2 separate regions of the Homo sapiens genome follow, and region 1 is linked to region 2. Evidence: chromatin contacts called from ENCODE Hi-C or POLR2A ChIA-PET data. All regions are on one chromosome and are shown on one strand. Each heading gives the region's core, a stretch centred on a gene start or an enhancer-like site at or near the end of the contact. The rest is flanking DNA. Distances are from core to core; before and after follow the strand shown.

Region 1 (2,700 bases), core at 191-2,690, 190 kb before region 2:
ATACCGGTGAGAGAAGACAGTTCTGGAGAGGTTGAGCACAGCTAAATATTGAAGGCATCCACGGAGAAGAGCTCCACAGACCTGAAAAAGAAATAAGGCACTCTTCTTTTCAAGTATTTCTAGGTCCAGGAGAATCTTTTATTAGAGGTCCCCTACATCCCATCTAAATAGCTCTTCTGAGACCCCTCAGAGCAAGATATATATATATTTTAAATTTACCATGTCCAGGGAACATTCTGTATTGGATAAATCCAGATGAACAATGGCATTTGGCTGGGCCAAAAAATTATACATGTGCTTGAAAAAAAATAAAAGATAAATGTTAGGATTCTAGAAACACACACATACACACAATGCAAGTTAATGTTTTAAAAGGAAGTTGCCAGAATTTCTCAGATCATTCTCTGCTCTTCCCAAGGGGATTATCAGAATTTTCTGTCATTCCTTTAGGTTCCCTGACAGTGAAAATCCCAAGAATAGTTAAAATTATGTTTGAGTTAAAAAAAGGCCAAATGGAATATTGAAAACCAAACCCCCATTTTGTTATGCATGACTTAGTTTTCCTGGATAGCTTAATTTTTATTATACAATTTTGGAACCGTGCTAATTCATTTTAACCCCTGAGATTAAAATACCACCTGAACTGCAATCACTCTATCAAAATGCTAATCACTTTTGAAAGTGTTTGCAGAACTACGAATCTGAATCTGAACCACAGGATGGTCTCAGGCTATCCTCTCTTCTGTCCGACATAATGATTTTTCTACCCTTAGTTACTTCTCAAAGCTAACAAGAATGGCTTGGCAGCAATATGAGTGCTTTTTTAAAAATTTCACTAATAGCTAAGACACTTCTGGTTTCAGGGGGTCACAATGCTTAAACTTCCCCAGTCCTCTCATTCAAGGCCATCAAAATAATGAGACTGATCAACAGATCAGTTCAACTGAGATACTGAACATCAACAGCAATGTTGTTCTGGAATTACCCTGTATGTGTAGCAACTGCCAGAGCCCACCCATAACAAGCTGAGTCCAAGCTCCCTGCCACCAGGCAAATAGCTTAAATTCTCCTCTGCTTCACTGGATGCCACTGGATACTTGCAAAAACAAACAAGCTTATACTGAGTACGTCCTTGCAAACATTTACTATGTGTAGCAGTTTGGCTATATGGTGCTTCAGAAGAATCCTATCAAGGAATTCAGAAGAGCAAAAAAATAGCCTGTAAACACTTAACACTTTAAAATAACCATACACACAGAATGACATTTATTTTTTTTTATTTATTTATTTATTTATTTATTTATTTATTTATTTATTTATTTATTTATTTTAAGACAGGGTCTGGCTCTATCGCCCAAGCTGGAGTGCAGTGGTATGATCTCGGCTCACCGCCACCTCCACTTCCCGGCATCAAGCCATCCTCCCGCTTCAACCTCCTGAGTGGCTGGGACTACAGGCATGTGACACCACGCCCAGCTAATTTTTGTATTTTTTGTAGAGACAGGGTTTCAACATATTGTCCAGGCTGGTCACAAACCCCTGGACCCCAGAGATCCACCTGCCTTAGCCTCCAAAAGTGCTGGAATTCTAAGTGTGAGCCACTACACCCAGCCATAGAATGGATGTTGTTATGAAAAGTTCTGATTCAGAAAAGTCATTTTGCTCTCACATGAAGATCCTCTGCCTCTCTCTCTCTGTTTGCCTGGCAAAAATTGTCTCAAGAGACTTTTAAGTTTACTGTGGCTTTGCTCCCAGCTACCAGCTGGGGGAGCTCTTATCACCATGAAATGGTGACAAGACTATTTGGCCACACTTCTCCAAAGAGGCCAGGCCCTGCTAGGCTGCTTTCCCTGAGGGCACAGGGTCAGGTAAACTCCTGCACCTGCCGCCAGGCTCCTGGAACTTTTGCCTTCCCCGCCCACTCTCCCCTCCAGCCCACTCTCACTCAGGTCTCATCGTTCCACTCCCCAGAAGCAAGCTACAACAGGACCCACCCTGGCCAGAAAAAGAAATCTTGAGCTATTTTGTTGTTTTAGGTGACTATTAATGTTCCTATTTTAGCTGAATCTTATTAATCTTTAGCCTTTCCTTTTATCCTTCCCTCTATTCTTCTACTTTGCCACAGTATTATTTTGGTGGTGTCACATTGGCCTTGTTTTATTTTGGGGGGGAGCAGATTTATGAACTGTCAGTGAAGGTAACAACTGAAACTGGAAAATGGATTGAAAAATCGTGGCACACCAGGAATCAAGTATTATTTAAATAATTTTAAGTTCAAGGGAGAGGAAAAGGAAAAAAAAATACAAAAAGGCCTTCATTTGTACTTCCTGCCTTACAGGTAAACCAAAACAAGAGAAATAAGAATAAATTTCACAGTGTTTTTCAGCCCTGTGGCAAAGCAGTGGAATGCAAATTAAGGCCATTCAAAGATGGCCGCTGGGTGTAGGCCATGTTGTTAAAGAAACAATTCTATCTTGGTGACTAGAGGGGATCATTTGCCACATATGGAAATGAGATAATACCTAATCCACTGTGTCAAAGATCTGCCAAATATTACATTATTGATTCAGTTACATTAAAAATTTTATTATAATTGAGAGAGTAGTTTTTGCCTTCATATTCAAACTCCGAAGAAATGGCCCCAGGTTATATGTTGACCACTCTTCTCCCTATTTTATTCACGGAATAGACGAGTGCTCA
Region 2 (2,700 bases), core at 181-2,680:
TTAATGGCTCTCCAGACTGCACTAATCATCCTGACCAAAGTAGAGTTCAGTTCAAGTGCTGAGATGGGCGGCTGTTTGCAGTTGGCCATTCTCCCTCCCTCCCAGCATCGCTGTTATTGATCCCTGCATCGTGAACAAAGCTAAATTAAAGATGGGCTATGTCAGATAAGGCTGCTGAGTAAAGAGACTGGCTGGGCCCCTGAGGAAAGCAGCTCGGGCTTAAAATTTGTACTCAAGGCTGAGTGACTTACTGGGCAAATATTCTGTGTATATCACAAAGAGATTGCTTTTAGGGGTAGAGGTACTTAACATAAAAGTACAATAGGTAAACAGTCCTGGACTCTCGAGTAGTTTACAATCTCCTCAAGGATACTAGGTTGGAGAATAAGAGAATCCTGATTATGCTCTTGGTCAGGCCCCAAATCTTTTAAGCTGGCCTTGAAACCAAGCACTGGACCACATTCCCAGAATATATTACCCTAATGGAACTCAGCCAACCATCTGAGCAACAATGTAAAGTATTCTGTATCTTCACTCATTCCCCTCTGGATTGATTTGTGTCAGAGAATCCAGTGGATTTGCTGCATGGAGGTACTTGTATACTTTCCTTGGTTCTAATAGGAAAGACAGGAGGAAGAGGTGACTAGCAGGATAAGGGAGGCACTGACCAACTGGATAGGGTCAGTGCCGATCATTCAAAACAGAAAAACTTCTTTAGACTTACTGAATTTTCAGAAAATGATTTACAATGCTGATTTCAACACTCTATTCCATGTATTTTTAATGATTTTTTTAAGGCTTTTCAAACTCTTAGCATCTCCCTCAAAAGAAATAGTACCCAGAGGCTCTAACAGGAAATGTTAAGGAAAATGTTATTGGAGGCAAAGCAACACATCTCTGGAATAAATATGGTGAGCTGGCTTATTTGGTCTGATCTAAGGAAATGAATGAAGTAAGGCCTGAAGTTTTCTGAAGTACGCCCTATGCAGCTTTATTTTGGGAAAGTCAACCCATCAACAAGCTGAAAGTAACAGCTTCTATCTCCCATTCTCTCCTGTAATACAGACTTCAACTGCCCGTGAGAATCTCACATACAGAAAGTTTTTAAATAAAGAGGCAGAGGCTACCCAGGTGTTTCTGAGGCACAGCCAGGCTGAGAGTCACTGCTTCAACGAAGCAGCATGCCATGAAACCCACCTGCAACCCATCTGAAACCACTTGGTCTTCTAATATAGTTATATATTCAATGGGTTCATCCAGGCAACAAGGAATAGACATATTATGAAATTGCCTCAGTTAATGATGATTTAACATGAGGCTCCCTAGAGAAGCAAGCAAAATAGGGAAGTACAAAACAGGAACCCCTATGAGCAGCTGCCCAGTTGGGCCTTCTAGAAAACTAAAACATACTGTGCACATATTAGTTTAAGTACATTGACTCAACTTCGATTCTAAAAGTCACCCTTTCCAAAGCAGCCATCCTGTGCTCTGTCACCCAATTCCACCTCCTATTGTTCTTGTTACCACTGGCTCATTAAGAGCCTCTTCATCTCCTCATGGTTTCTGCTTAACTAAGGGCTTTTATTCCTCATGCCTTTTGCTGTCTTCCCATTTCTTTGTCTCTGTCTCAAACTCCCAAGAGGATCAATCTCTTCCCAATACATGCTGCTGGTTAGCCTATCGATGCGTACCTTGGGAGTCAGGCATAAGCATACCTAGTTCAAGCAGCTATGGCCACCAAACTGTGAAGTTGCATGCACCAAGCTTGGGGATACTAACAAAAGGAAATCCTGTAAAGAAAGCTGTGGACATGGCAGGCTCTTGCAGGGAAGCCAATATGACCAGCACACACTTAGCATGATCTGTCTGGTAAAAGTCATTTTCCTAAGCAGATTTCAAAGTTCTGTATATAGCAGGTTATACTTATTTCTCAATAAGGTTTATTCTATGGGTCTCTAACTGGAGCTAACTTAATTATCTAAGTAACTTAGTAATATACTTAGTTACCTAGTTACCTAAGTAACTAACCAAGTGTTTCTCAAACTTCAGTGTGCATCAAAATGACCTGAAGGGCTTGTTAAAACAGATCGCAGGGCTCCACTGCCAGAGTTTCTGATTTAGTAGGTCTAGATAGGTCTCCTATGCTTTGATTTTGCTTTTTTGTTTTGTTTGGTTTTGAGGAAAAGTTTCACTCTGTCACCCAGGCTGGAGTGCAGTAGCACGATCTCAGCCCACTGCAACCTCTACCTCCCGAGTTCAAGTGACTCTCATGCCTTAGCCTCCCAAATAGCTGGGATTACAAGTGTGTGCCTCCATATTTTAGCAGAGACAGGAGTTTGCCATGTTGGCCAGGCTGGTCTCGAACTCCTGGCCTCAAGTGATCCTCCCTCCTTGGCCTTCCAAACTGCTGGGATTACAGGCATGAGCCACCACGCTTGGCCTGCTTTTGCATTTTTGATAAGTTATCAGGTGATGTTAATGTTGCTGTTTCTCAGGACCAAATATTGAGAACCACTGGTCTGATCTTTTAGGTATCTTAAAACAAGACAAATTGCTATGTGGTGGGATTTGTTATTTTTGTTACATACAGATTTGGTTATCTAAATATTTCAAAAATAAGCATTTTAAATGCATATAGACTTTTAGATAAATCAACAATGGCTATATCATAAAACTGTAAATTTCGAGACTTAGACATAA

The links. Hi-C counts contacts between places; a loop is a spot of excess contacts on that map. ChIA-PET counts read pairs that join two places held with the same protein, here RNA polymerase II (POLR2A). Pooled maps may share reads with other maps.
Region 1: a pooled map shows a loop between it and region 2 (2.1-fold over the local background). The contact joins two enhancer-like sites. A Hi-C loop is called at or near these places in 3 of 50 pooled maps. POLR2A ChIA-PET finds 5 or more read pairs at or near these places in 5 of 52 experiments (A673, BJ, CD8-positive, alpha-beta memory T cell and 2 more).

What each region holds. Positions count from the first base shown.
Region 1 is chr6:25,489,329-25,492,028 of GRCh38, reverse strand. It overlaps CARMIL1 (capping protein regulator and myosin 1 linker 1), which reads right to left. Exons shown (of 37, transcript NM_017640.6): 14 at 220-297; 15 at 5-81. Among named protein-coding and RNA genes, the nearest start is that of SCGN, 160 kb to the left of the region's middle. Within about 2 kb of position 1,440, at least 5 of the 41 ENCODE cell types and tissues checked have a DNase peak (open chromatin) inside an H3K27ac peak, as active enhancers do.
Region 2 is chr6:25,300,126-25,302,825 of GRCh38, reverse strand. The region is part of intron 2 of CARMIL1 (capping protein regulator and myosin 1 linker 1); the gene reads right to left. Among named protein-coding and RNA genes, the nearest start is that of CARMIL1, 22 kb to the right of the region's middle. Within about 2 kb of position 1,430, at least 4 of the 41 ENCODE cell types and tissues checked have a DNase peak (open chromatin) inside an H3K27ac peak, as active enhancers do.